Linked DNA regions of Homo sapiens: region 1 is linked to region 2. Evidence: chromatin contacts called from ENCODE Hi-C or POLR2A ChIA-PET data. All regions are on one chromosome and are shown on one strand. Each heading gives the region's core, a stretch centred on a gene start or an enhancer-like site at or near the end of the contact. The rest is flanking DNA. Distances are from core to core; before and after follow the strand shown. Region 1 has its middle 26 kb from the start of LPIN2. Region 2 holds the start of EMILIN2 (elastin microfibril interfacer 2).

Region 1 (5,626 bases), core at 54-2,553, 190 kb after region 2:
ACTCCGTCACCCAACCTGGAGCACAGTGATGCAATGTTGGCTCACCGCAACCTCTACCTCCTGGGATCAAGGGATCCTCCCACCTCAGCCTGTGGAGTAGCTGAGACTACAGGCACGTAGTCCCACACCTGGCTAATTGTCGTATTTTTTGCAGAGATGGGGTTTTACCATGTTGCCCAGGCTTGTCTCAAACTCCTGAACTCAAGTGATCTGCCCACCTTGCCCTCCCTAAATGCTGGGATTACAGGTATGAGCACCATCATGCCTAGCCAATATTTGTTAATTCGTTAACCAAACCTCTAAAAGCTCAATGAAGTTTTAGTTCTAGCCTAAAATCTATGCTGGTAAAACAGGATAAATTGGTGGCTTATTGCTCACATGTCAGAAGGCTCCTTTGTTTTATAAAAAGATTCAAGGCAGATTTCAAAAAGAATTAAGCTTCACTTTCAAAAATTCCTTTTATGTTCAGATTTTCAGGAACATGGAAACGGTATTACAGGAAGTGATCTACATCTTATCGCTCCCACATGTGCAGCATTTAATATGTAAAGATTGCTAAAGATGCTATGTCTCCCAAACTGTGTGTACTTCTCATTAAATGTTTTTCTGTCTCCTTTCATTGGGAAAAGCCATAAAATGGCAAGGCAGGTGAATAAACAGCAGTGACAATTCTTTTTTTTTTTTTTTTTTGAGACGGAGTCTCGCTCTGTCGCCCAGGCTAGATAGAGTGCAGTGGTGCGATCTCGGCTCATTGCAAGCTCCGCCTTCCGGGTTCATGCCATTCTCCTGCCTCCGAGTAGCTGGGACTACAGGTGCCCGCCACCACGCCAGGCTAATTTTTTGTATTTTTAGTAGGGACGGGGTTTCACCGTGTTAGCCAGGATGGTCTCGATCTCCTGACCTCGTGATCCGCCCGCCTCGGCCTCCCAAAGTGCTGCGATTACAGGCATGAGCTACCACGCCTGGCCTGTTTTATTTTATAATTGTATGAAGAATAAAGTAAATTAATGTTTATAATAACATATGGTATAGAAATTCCTAGGAGCTGAACTAAAGCAAACTAAAAAACAAACAAACAAACAAACAAACAAACAAAAAACTTATAATGAGTATTTGTGAGTTAGGCATATTTTATCTTTTAGTATAAAATACAAATATAATTTTGTATGGATATCTCTAGTTAATTTTCATTCATTGATTACTCCTTACATCACTTAAGTCAGCAGGTTCATTTCCTTTTGAAATATGCTGATGCAGAAAATAGCAACTAACTGAGCCAGTTTTGTGACCAAAGATAGCTAGTCACAGTGGAGCTAGTTGGGAACAGAGCACAAAGCCCTGACTCACCGTGTAGCCTTTCCTCGTTGTGAAACCTTTCTCCTTCCTGTTTACATTTTCACTTCAGCCAACATATATTGCGTACCTAGAAGGGGGCTAAACATAGCACAAGGTAGAAACCAATAAGGCCTGGGCTGTTTGGCTTTCCCTCCCAGGACTCATATAGTAGGATCTTCCCTCTAACACAATAAAGGAATTTGGATTTTGTGCAGCTGCGAAAGGACAAATGCCCACTGCAGGGCTAAAACTCCAAGCAGAAGTTATCAAGTGGAGGCAAACATTTTGCTTCTTGGAAGTTGCTCTTTATTAGACTTTGGTGGTAAAGATATGTTAGTTCCAACTACAGATTAAGATGTTTATGGTCTCTTACAACCATATTGTTTAGCATTTCGTGTTTGGACTTTTTGCAAGTAACTTACAAAAGAAATTGATTTTTTTACACAATAGCAAAGAGGATTTGTTCGTTTATTTATTGAGATGGAATCATTCTGTCGTCCAGGCTGGAGTACAGTGGAGTGATCCCGCCTCACTGCAACCTCTGCCTCCTCAGTTCAAGCGATTCTCCTGCCTCAGCCTCCCAAGCAGCTGGAATTACGGGCACCCGCCACCACACTCGGCTAATTTTTGTATTTTTAGTAGAGACGAGGTTTCACCATGTTGGCCAGGCTGGTCTCAAACTCCTGACCTCAGGTGATCCGCCCGCCTCGGCCTCCTGAAGTGCTGGGATTACAGGCGTGAGCCAGTGTGCCCCGCCTGTTTATTTATTTATTTTTTGAGATAGGATCTCTTCGGCTGGGCGCGGGCTCACGCCTGTAATCCCAGCACTTTGGGGGGCCGAGGCGGGTGGATCACGAGGTCAGGAGATCGAGACCATCCTGGCTAACAGGGTGAAACCCCGTCTCTGCTAAAAATACAAAAAATTAGCCGGGCATCATGGCGGGCGCCTGTAGTCCCAGATGCTCGGGAGGCTGACGCAGGAGAATGACGTGAACCCGGGAGGCGGAGCTTGCAGTGAGCCGAGATCGCGTCACCGCACTCCAGCCTGGGCGACAGAGCGAGACTCCGTGTCAAAAAATAAAAAAGAGAGATAGGATCTCGCTCTGTCACCCAGGCTAGAGTGCACTGGGGTGATAATGGCTCTCTGCAGTCTTGACCTCCCAGGCTCAAGCGATCCTCCACCTCAGCCCGCCTCAGCCTCCTGAATAGTTGGGACTACAGGCGTACGCCACCATGCTTGGCTAATTTTTAATTTTTTTGTAGAGATGGAGGTCTCACTTTGTTGCCTAAGCTGGTCTCAAACTCCTGGGCTTAAGGGATCCTTTTGCCTTGGCCTCGCAAAGTGCTGGGATTACAGATGTGAGCCACTGCACTCGTCCAAGAGCATTTAAACATACATTAAATCATACTGCTACCCAAAAGATTTCTTCTAAGTATTCAAATTTTCCTAACCTCTAATCTCTGTGGCTTCTCTGAGTGTGGCTGTAATTCACTGGATAATAACAACAAACACATAGGCTTAATAAGTGCTTTACATGTATATTAACTCAATCCTCCCAACGACTGTAAGTGTTAGAGTTTATTATTATCTCCATGTTACAGATGAAAAACTAATGCCCTTGAGATCAACTACTTTGCTTAAGGCCACGCAGCTCAGAATGGCAATTGGACCCCAGTAGGCCCCAGAGCCTGTATCATCAGCCACCACAATATACAAGCCTAATTAGCTCACATGAGAAACTTTGCATAATGCCTTTGAAAAATTTAGTTTTTCCCTTACATTGTTTTCTGTTCTGATCTATTCACATGTTTAAGCCAGAAAAACAACGTTATCTCAATCATTAGGAATACAGAACTAGGAAACATTTAATATCTATTATGCAGTATAACCAAAAGAAATCTTGAAAAAAAACACAAGAGAGGTATCTTTTTTAGGCCTCAGAAGGACTTAGGGAAAGGGAAAATGTCCTTTCCCTTTCAATTATAAAGGTGATGTTTAATTTCTTGGGAGAGGGTAGTCTTGTCATTTTTTTTAGTCATTTTTTTAAATGCAGCTTCTCACCTTTTTTTTTTTTTCAGACGGAGTTTCACTCTTGTTGCCCAGGTTGGAGTGCAATGGCGTGACCTCGGCTCACTGCAACCTCCACCTCCCAGATTCAAGTGATTCTCCTGCCTCAGCCTCCCTAACAGCTGGGATTACAGGCATGCGCCACCACCCCTGGCTAATTTTCTATTTTTAGTAGAGACGGGGTTTCTCCATGTAGGTCAGGCTGGTCTCGAACTCCCGACCTCAGGTGATCCACCTGCCTCAGCCTCCCAAAGTGCTGGGATTACAGGCGTGAGCCACTGCGCCCGGCCCTTCTCATCTGTTTTTTACAGCTCACAATACTATAAAGAAACAAACTGACATTAAAAAATGAACATGAAAGGATCCACCCAATCTGAATTTAAAAGAAGACAAAAAACATAGGGTTTTTCAAAGGTAAACAGTAACCACATCACTCCTGAGCTTTTATTCCTGCATTATGTAAATCAGAAACTCTAGACAGTCTAATCAAGTCAAATTATGCTCATCACACCCGAAAGCAACCATTCTGAAGTATCTCATTTTTTCTTCTTGCTCTCAATTCTACCTGACATTCATTGTCTGGTGTTTCCTTCCATGTCTGTAAACTCTATTTCTGCACCTTTCCGTATAGTCTCCTTTTATTGCTTGTCATTACAGATGTTTTTCTTACTCTTAATCTTTCACTTAATTTCCCCCCAGGCCTTTGCTACTCAGTTCTTGCTTTATTGAATTTTAGTCATTCATGATGTATTGCATTTTCCCCTGGAGATTCTAGTTTGAGTCATTTGGAAAGATGCTCTTTCTTTAAAACTACCTATTGGGTACCATACTAGCTACTTGGGTGATGGAGTCATTTATACTCCAAACCGCAGCATCACAAAATATACCTCTATAACAAACCTACACAATCCTGCAGTAAAATTTGAAAAAAAGAAAAAAAAAAGTAGGATAGTCTGGAAAATTATCACTGATGAGCTGATTCTTGAATAGAAATATGAAATCATTCAAAATGTTTTAAATGTATCATTTAAAAAATAATTTTGGCTGGGCACAGTGGCTTGTACCTGTAATCCCAGCACTTTGGGAGGCTGAAGTGGGAGGATCGCTTGAGCCCAGGAGTTTGAGACCAGCTTGAGCAATATAGGTAGACCCTGTCTTTACAAAAAAATTAAAAATTAGCCAGGTGTGGTGGTGAACGTCTGTAGTCTCAACTACTTGGGAGGCTGAGGCAGGAGGATTGCTTGAGCCTGGGAGGTCGAGGCTGTAATGAGCCATGACTGTGCCACTGCACTCCAGCCTAAGCAACTGAGTGAAACCCCATCTCAATAATAATAATAATTGGCAGGCGTGGTGGCTCATGCCTGTAAGCCCAACATTTTGGGAGGCCGAGATGGGTGGCCCACTTGAGGTCAGGAGTTCCAGACCAGCCTGGCCAACATGGTGAGACCGCCCCGCAATGTCTACTAAAAAAATACGAAAATTAGCCAGGTGTGATGGCACATACCCGTAATCCCAGCTACTCAGGAGGCTGGGGCAGTAGAATCACTTGAATGCAGGAGGCAGAGGTTGCAGACAGCCAATATCGCACCACTGCACACTCCAGCCTAGGCCACAGAGTGAGACCCCGTCTCCAAAAATAATAATAATAATCCTGACAATCATATTTTTATTAAAATGAGTAAGTGGATTAGATGGGGAGAAAAGGTGCTCTTTCTTGATAACTGGCAGACCGAGGTGACCTCTATGTCAGGAGACGATTGTGGCATTGTCCTCACCACTGTTCGCCAGCCATCTTTGTCTCTGCAGGGGCGGCACAGCTGGAATTCTGAAAGAACCTGCTCCTCTAAAACATAGATCCCAGATCTGAGCTTTAAGGGCCTTTGTTAAAATAAAATGTGTTTTTCCAAAGGGATTAGCATTTTACACTAGTAATCCTCTCACTCAGCTTGGAGGGCACAGAGGAAATGCAGCACAAACATGAACATCTTGAGGAGGCTCGTTCTTGGGATGGGTGGGTTGTCATGGGAGGCATATCTAGAACAGGTATCAGAACCCGAGGGGCTGGAGATTTGATCAACCAGGAACCAGTATCAGGTGAGTAGGCTCCAGGCAGAATGCACAAAAGGAAAGTGTGGAGTACAAACAAGAAGAATGAAGCTGGACCAACTGCTCTGGGGCTCACTTATTAGTTACATATATTGGGAGCTGTTTCTGTGGGAGAAA
Region 2 (5,923 bases), core at 2,625-5,124:
GATTGCTTGAGCCTGAGAGGTGGAGGCTGTAGTGAGCCATGGTAGCACCACTGCCCTTCAGCCTGGGCGACAGAGCAAGATCCTGTATCAAAAAAAAAAAAAAAAAAAAAAAGGGAAGATGAGGGATCAGAAGGGCGGAAAGACAAGGCTAATCTCATGATTCTTGACCACATCCTAGATGCAAATCAGTTCATCTTGATCAAATGTCCCCTGCGCAGATGACGGGGGTGGGGCTAGGGGAAATGTATTTGCCTGCTGCCTCAGTGATAGTCACTTTCCTTTTCCAACAGGCAATGGAGGGGGCACCTGGGTGTGCTGGAGGCCCAAGAGGCTCACTGCTTCCAAGAGAACTGTCCCTAAACACGTACAGAGCCTGATGAACATCTTACGTCATGACCCACAAGTGAATAAGAGAATGGATTGTATGAAGTAGTTCTTCCTTGAATTTTTGCTTTAGGTAAGTTGGTCACACAATCAAGGGTGTGTGTCCCAAGTTACTATGGGACACTTGTTTTTAAAGCAGAAGAAATTCCTTCAGATTGTTATATAAAATATAGTTTTCAAGTGCTCACTTAAGGTACTTGGCAGCATATAAAAAATTCATACTTGCAGCTTTCTGGCAGTCATATCCACGTTATTGTTCATGGCAGGGATCAGAAGTCCTGCCCAATTAGTCTGTTTCTTAGTGTGCTGAAGCTCTCTATCCTCCGGAAGCTTCCCTCTGTCTTGTTTCTTATGCAGGGCTCTCTGGTTCCTGAGTTTGTTGCATCCCTTCCTCCAGCTGGAGTAGAGAAAACAAAGAGGGTCTCTTGGGATCTTGGCCTCAAATCAAGAAATAACCTTGTGGCTGGGCACAGTGGCTAATGCCTGTAATCCCAAGACTTTAGGAGGCGAAGGCAGGAGGATTGCTTGAAACCAGGAGTTCAAGATCAACCTGGGCAACAAAGTTAGACCCCCCCGCCCATCTCTACAAAAAATAAAAAATTAGCTGGGCATGGTGGTGTGTGCCTGTACTCCTAGCTGCTTAGAAGACTGAAGTAGGAGGATCACTTGAGCCCAGGAGTTGGAGGCTATAGTGAGCTGTGATGGTATACAAAAAATCAGCCTGTTATGGTGGTGTGCGCCTGTAGTCCCAGCTATTCAGGAGACTGAGGCAGGAGGATTGCTTGAGCCCAGGGATATCGAGGCTGCAGTGCACCATGATTGCACCACTGTACTGCAGCCTAGATGAGAGAGCAAGACTCCATCTCAAGAGAAAAAAAAAAAACAAAAAAGTAAAAGAATGGAATAATAGGCCGGGCACAGTGGCTCATGCCTGAAATCCCAGCACTTTAAAAAGCCAAGACAGGAGGATGGCTTGAGATTAAGTGTTCAAGACCAGCCTGGGAAACGTGGTGAGATCCCATCACTACCAAAAATTCAAAAAATTAGCTGAGTGTAATGGCACACACCTGTGGTCTCAGCTACTCAGGAGGCTAAGGTAGGAGGATTGCTTGAGCCTGGGAGGTCGAGGCTGCAGTGAGCCATGATCATGCCACTGGACTCCAGCATGGGTGACAGAGTGAGACCCTTTCCCCCAAATAAATAAATAAAAATACAAAAGAGGGAAGTAACCTTCTGAAAGTCAAGAATGTTCTGTCTTCCAGGGGCAGACCCACAATAACATACATGGGCTTATGTCTAGAGAAAGACATGCAATAAACATTAGCTCACTTAGTTGACTGTCCATCAGGAACGCTAACACCCTTCATTGCATGGCAATGCCTGGAAGCTCTCCAAACACAAGCCCCGTGTCAGTTTGGGCTCACTCATGAATCCTCAGTATTTTTGCACAATGCCTAGCTTGTAACAGATGCTCAGAATGAAATTTATTTACCAATAAATGTTATTGATAGCTGATTAAATATAGTATTGTGGTCATCTCAATGACAAGTTGGCCCTTATACTCTTAGACAACTTCCTATTATAACTTTGATTTGACGGAAAAAACAGATTGACTTGATCAGTTCAATGCACTTTCAAGTTTGAGATTTACCTGTACCAGACACACATTGGAGTTGTTCTCTGCTAATTGTAGACACACACAACTTGTGTGTTTCCCCCATTTCCCCCCCTCTTCCTCTTCTTCATTTCTATACTCTGTTTCTACTCTATGAGTCTTTACGGCCAAGATGGTGTTAGGACAGGCAGGATAGGGAAGTCACACAGAAAGATACAGATTGGGTTACGAAAGACAGCTTTTTATCCCTTTCTGTTATTTCCCCCCCACGGTGGCTCTTTTGAAGGCTGGGATGACTTCAGTCCACTATTTGCATGATCTTCCGCTTAAGAGTCCAGGGACAGATGATGTCCTTACATGGTATAATGTTCTGCTTGGCCCTTGTAGTTTCTACTTAGGGACTTCTCTTTCTTTCATCTGCAAATCAAAAGGTCCAACAACACCATCAAAGAATATTAGAAACAAAATAGACCAATGGCTTCATTTAGTAAAGTAGGAACATAGCAAACGTTTTTATTTTTTATTTTTTGCGACAGATTTTCACTCTTTTTGCCCAGGCTGGAGTGCAGTGGTGAGATCCCGGCTCACTGCAACCTCCATCTCTCTGGTTCAAGCGATTCTCCTGCCTCAGCCTCCCAAGTAGCTGGGATTACAGGCATGTGCCACCGTGCCCGGCAAATTTTTTTTTTTTTTTTGTACTTTTAGTAGAGACGGGGTTTCTCCATGTTGGTCAGGCTGGTCTTGAACTCCCGACGTCAGGTGATCCACCCGCCTCGACCTCCCAAAGTGCTGGGATTACAGGCGTGAGCCACCCCGCCTGGCCCATAGCAAAGCTTTATTCACTTAACGAGTCATGGCCAACAGCGTCTGGTTAGCTCACAGAGGCCACAGTTTTATCTGTGGAGTCTGGTAACCACGCCACTCACGACCCTGTACATTGATTAGATGCAGCAGGTCATCTCAAACACACAGCTCTCTCCAACACCCCTTAGAATACAACACTTGGGTGGTGATTTTACTTAACATTCTGGTACTTCATCCCAAAAAGACATCGGTAGAGATTAGTGTAACTCAACAACAGGCAGAAAACATACAAGAAAGTTTAAGACGGATGTCTAGCAGTGCCTGAACTGTTAAGAAGCAAACGTGAGTAAATGCCTTAGTTTCAATAGAAAAAGAAAGTTCACAGTGGGACCTCAGAAGCAGAGGCTGTGAGATCACCTTTCAAGAATTGGAGGAGAATTGCAGTAAGTGATAGAGCCGGACGCTGAGCTGCAGCAGCCTCTGGGAATTGGCGGGGCTGTGGCTTGTCCTGTCCTGCCGCCCCCCGCGTGGCCTCGGAAACTGTCAGATGGTGCCTAAGGCAGAGTTGGGCAAAGAAAGAACCAGCGTTCGTTTCCTCCTGGACTCTCTAGGTCCATGGAGCTGGTGGGGGAACGGCCCTGTCTTGCCCGAGGAGGAAATTCGAGTCGAGCCCCCACTCCTCTCCCCGCGGGACTGATAAACATGTCCCTCATTCGCCCCGGGAGGCTGGCACCCAGGCACGACGCGAGGACGGCCAGACTCGCCGACGGCGGCCGCGTCCCGGGGGGCCGGGAGCGAGCCTGTCGGAAGGTGGGAGGCGGAGTCGCTCGGCATCTGGGAAGAGACCAAAGGAATGAGTCATTGGAAATGCTGTAACGTAGACCCTTATCCCAAACCCTTTCGCCCCTCCACCCCGAGCCCCCTGCCGAGAAGCGAAGGGACTGGAGACGGGGAGACTTGGTGGGGGGAGAGTCACGTTTCGGAGAGGGAAGTGAAATAAAGAGGGCGGCACCCGGGGGGACCTGTGCGTCATTGAGGGACCGGGGAGAAGCGCAGGGCGCACGGGGCTGCAGAAGGAGAAGTAGGAACGAGAAGCCGGAGGGGGCGGCCGCGGAGCACTGGTTGGAGCGCCGCGAAGCGCCCGAGCCTCTTGCCTTCGCGGGCGGCGCCCTGGCCGCCGGCAGCCTTGTGGCCGGTGCCCCGATCCGCCGCGCTCCGGACCCGGGCAGGCGGGGCGCGCCCGCTGCGCGCGGGATGTGGCAGCCCAGACGGCCCTGGCCCCGCGTGCCCTGGCGCTGGGCGCTGGCGCTGCTGGCCCTGGTTGGCGCGGGGCTGTGCCACGCCGGCCCGCAGCCCGGGTATCCCGCGCGGCCCAGCGCCAGGAACAAGTAAGTGCGCGCCCCTTGGCTGGCCCCAAACCGCCTACCCCTCCCCGGCCCCCAGTTGAGCCCCAGAGCTGCCCTGCCAAAGACGACGAGCGGCAGCCGGGGGCCTCCCTTGGACTTCCCCGGGCGGCTCCCTCTGCGGGGGACCGCGCGCTCCGCAGCCGGCGCCTCAGGCAGAGCTGACTCCGGGGGCGTGGGCGCAGAGAGCGTCCCGCAGACCCGGGCGATCCGAAAACGACTCCCAGGAATTCCATGAGCCCCTGGGACCATGGGTGCTTTTCTTTCCCGTCTTGGTCGGGTCCAGGCGCGCGCTCTCCAGAGGCGCACCCGGGCACCCTCCGGCGTCTGCTCGGTGAAGCTCCCGCCTCCGCAGAGGGCGACGGGCCCCCCCGACCCTCGCTCGGTCTGGTGCCGCAGTCCCCTCTCCCCTGGCCTCATTGTTCTCCGGGTTTACCCCGTGCCCCTCTCCCTCTCTCTCCTGCACCCCAGGAACTGGTGCGCCTACATCGTGAACAAGAATGTGAGCTGCTCCGTGCTGGAGGGAAGTGAGAGTTTTATTCAGGCTCAGTACAACTGTGCCTGGAACCAGATGCCCTGTCCGTCGGCGCTGGTGTAAGTCCTGGAGCCGGGGAGCGGGCGGGGCGCGCCCGGGCCGGGGCGGTGGGGGTGGGGTGGGGTTGCTGCGCTGGGCTCCAGTCCCTCCGGTAAATCCCTTCCAGATCCGGTGAAAAGCCCGCAGCGGAAAAGCGCTCCGAGCGCTCGCGGGGCACCGGCCACGCTGGGCTATTTAGGGAGTGGGTGCTGCCCGAGTGAGTGGGGAGGATGCGCGCGCCTCGGGAGTGTGGGGTCGCGGGGGCGTAGGAGAGGATGAACAAAGCTCCCACTCCCACTTCTGTTTTCTCCCTTTCAATGTTTGTTTGTAACATAAGGCAGCTGAATCTAATTGGATCCATATTGTGTGTTCTGGGGCACACAGAAGATTCCAAAATGTATACTGCTAAAGACTATTCCGTATAGGATTCGCTGAGAGGTTTGGCTAAGTAGTGTTCTAAAACGAGTGAGTTCTGTCCGTATGTCCCCATAAAACGGAATCTTCCAGTTTTGTAGATGTCTAAGCTAAAACCTCAGGAACACTTTGCTTAAAAGTGTGGCTCCCCAGCATCCCTCCCCGCAACTTAGATTTGGAGATTCTCTAGAGATTGTGGGAGAGAATGGCCGTTAAAGACAGGGGGAAGAATTAATCATCTTTTTGCTTATAAAGATTTCCCCATCTTAAAAAAAAAAAAAAACAGGAAGCAATGCAATAAAGTACAAATGCCGTTAAATACATGACACTCATTCAATTGTCATCAGGCAAGTCTTTGGGGGTTTTGTATCAGTCTGATACCGGAAGATGGGCCAGTGTGAATAAATGGCTGTTGAGGAACACATGTGATGGCTGAAATTAATTGTTTTCCACTAAGAATAAGTTGTTTGTCTTAGAGCACAGTTGTCATTACAGCAGAGAATAGTCAGTAGGCGGATCTGTCTTTGGCAAAACCAAGGGACAGACTGGAACTTGTACTCCAGGAAACCTTATTCCAGAGAACAGTAGATGAGCCTGTAGTCTTATGGGAAGTGGTCGCTGGGTCCACCCCACGTGGGCTTCTGGAGGAGCTGCCAACAGGGTTCAGCTAATTCCTGCTCGGCAAAAACAAAGTAAAACAAACAGAAACTTAGACGAGGTCCCCATTTC

Evidence for each region. A loop is a pair of places that touch in the nucleus more often than their neighbours do. ChIA-PET counts read pairs that join two places held with the same protein, here RNA polymerase II (POLR2A). Pooled maps may share reads with other maps.
Region 1: a pooled map shows a loop between it and region 2 (2.2-fold over the local background). The contact joins the enhancer-like site here to the promoter of EMILIN2 in region 2. A Hi-C loop is called at or near these places in 1 of 50 pooled maps. POLR2A ChIA-PET finds 5 or more read pairs at or near these places in 2 of 52 experiments (CD8-positive, alpha-beta T cell and WTC11).

The regions. Positions count from the first base shown.
Region 1 is chr18:3,036,213-3,041,838 of GRCh38, forward strand. No RefSeq gene overlaps it. Among named protein-coding and RNA genes, the nearest start is that of LPIN2, 26 kb to the left of the region's middle. RefSeq lists a silencer at 2,779-3,073. Within about 2 kb of position 1,304, at least 14 of the 41 ENCODE cell types and tissues checked have a DNase peak (open chromatin) inside an H3K27ac peak, as active enhancers do; they include CD8-positive, alpha-beta T cell, where a contact is called at or near this core.
Region 2 is chr18:2,843,132-2,849,054 of GRCh38, forward strand. EMILIN2 (elastin microfibril interfacer 2) reads left to right here and starts at 3,875. Exons shown (of 8, transcript NM_032048.3): 1 at 3,875-4,191; 2 at 4,678-4,800. The coding sequence starts at 4,058. RefSeq lists silencers at 4,093-4,142, 4,763-4,852.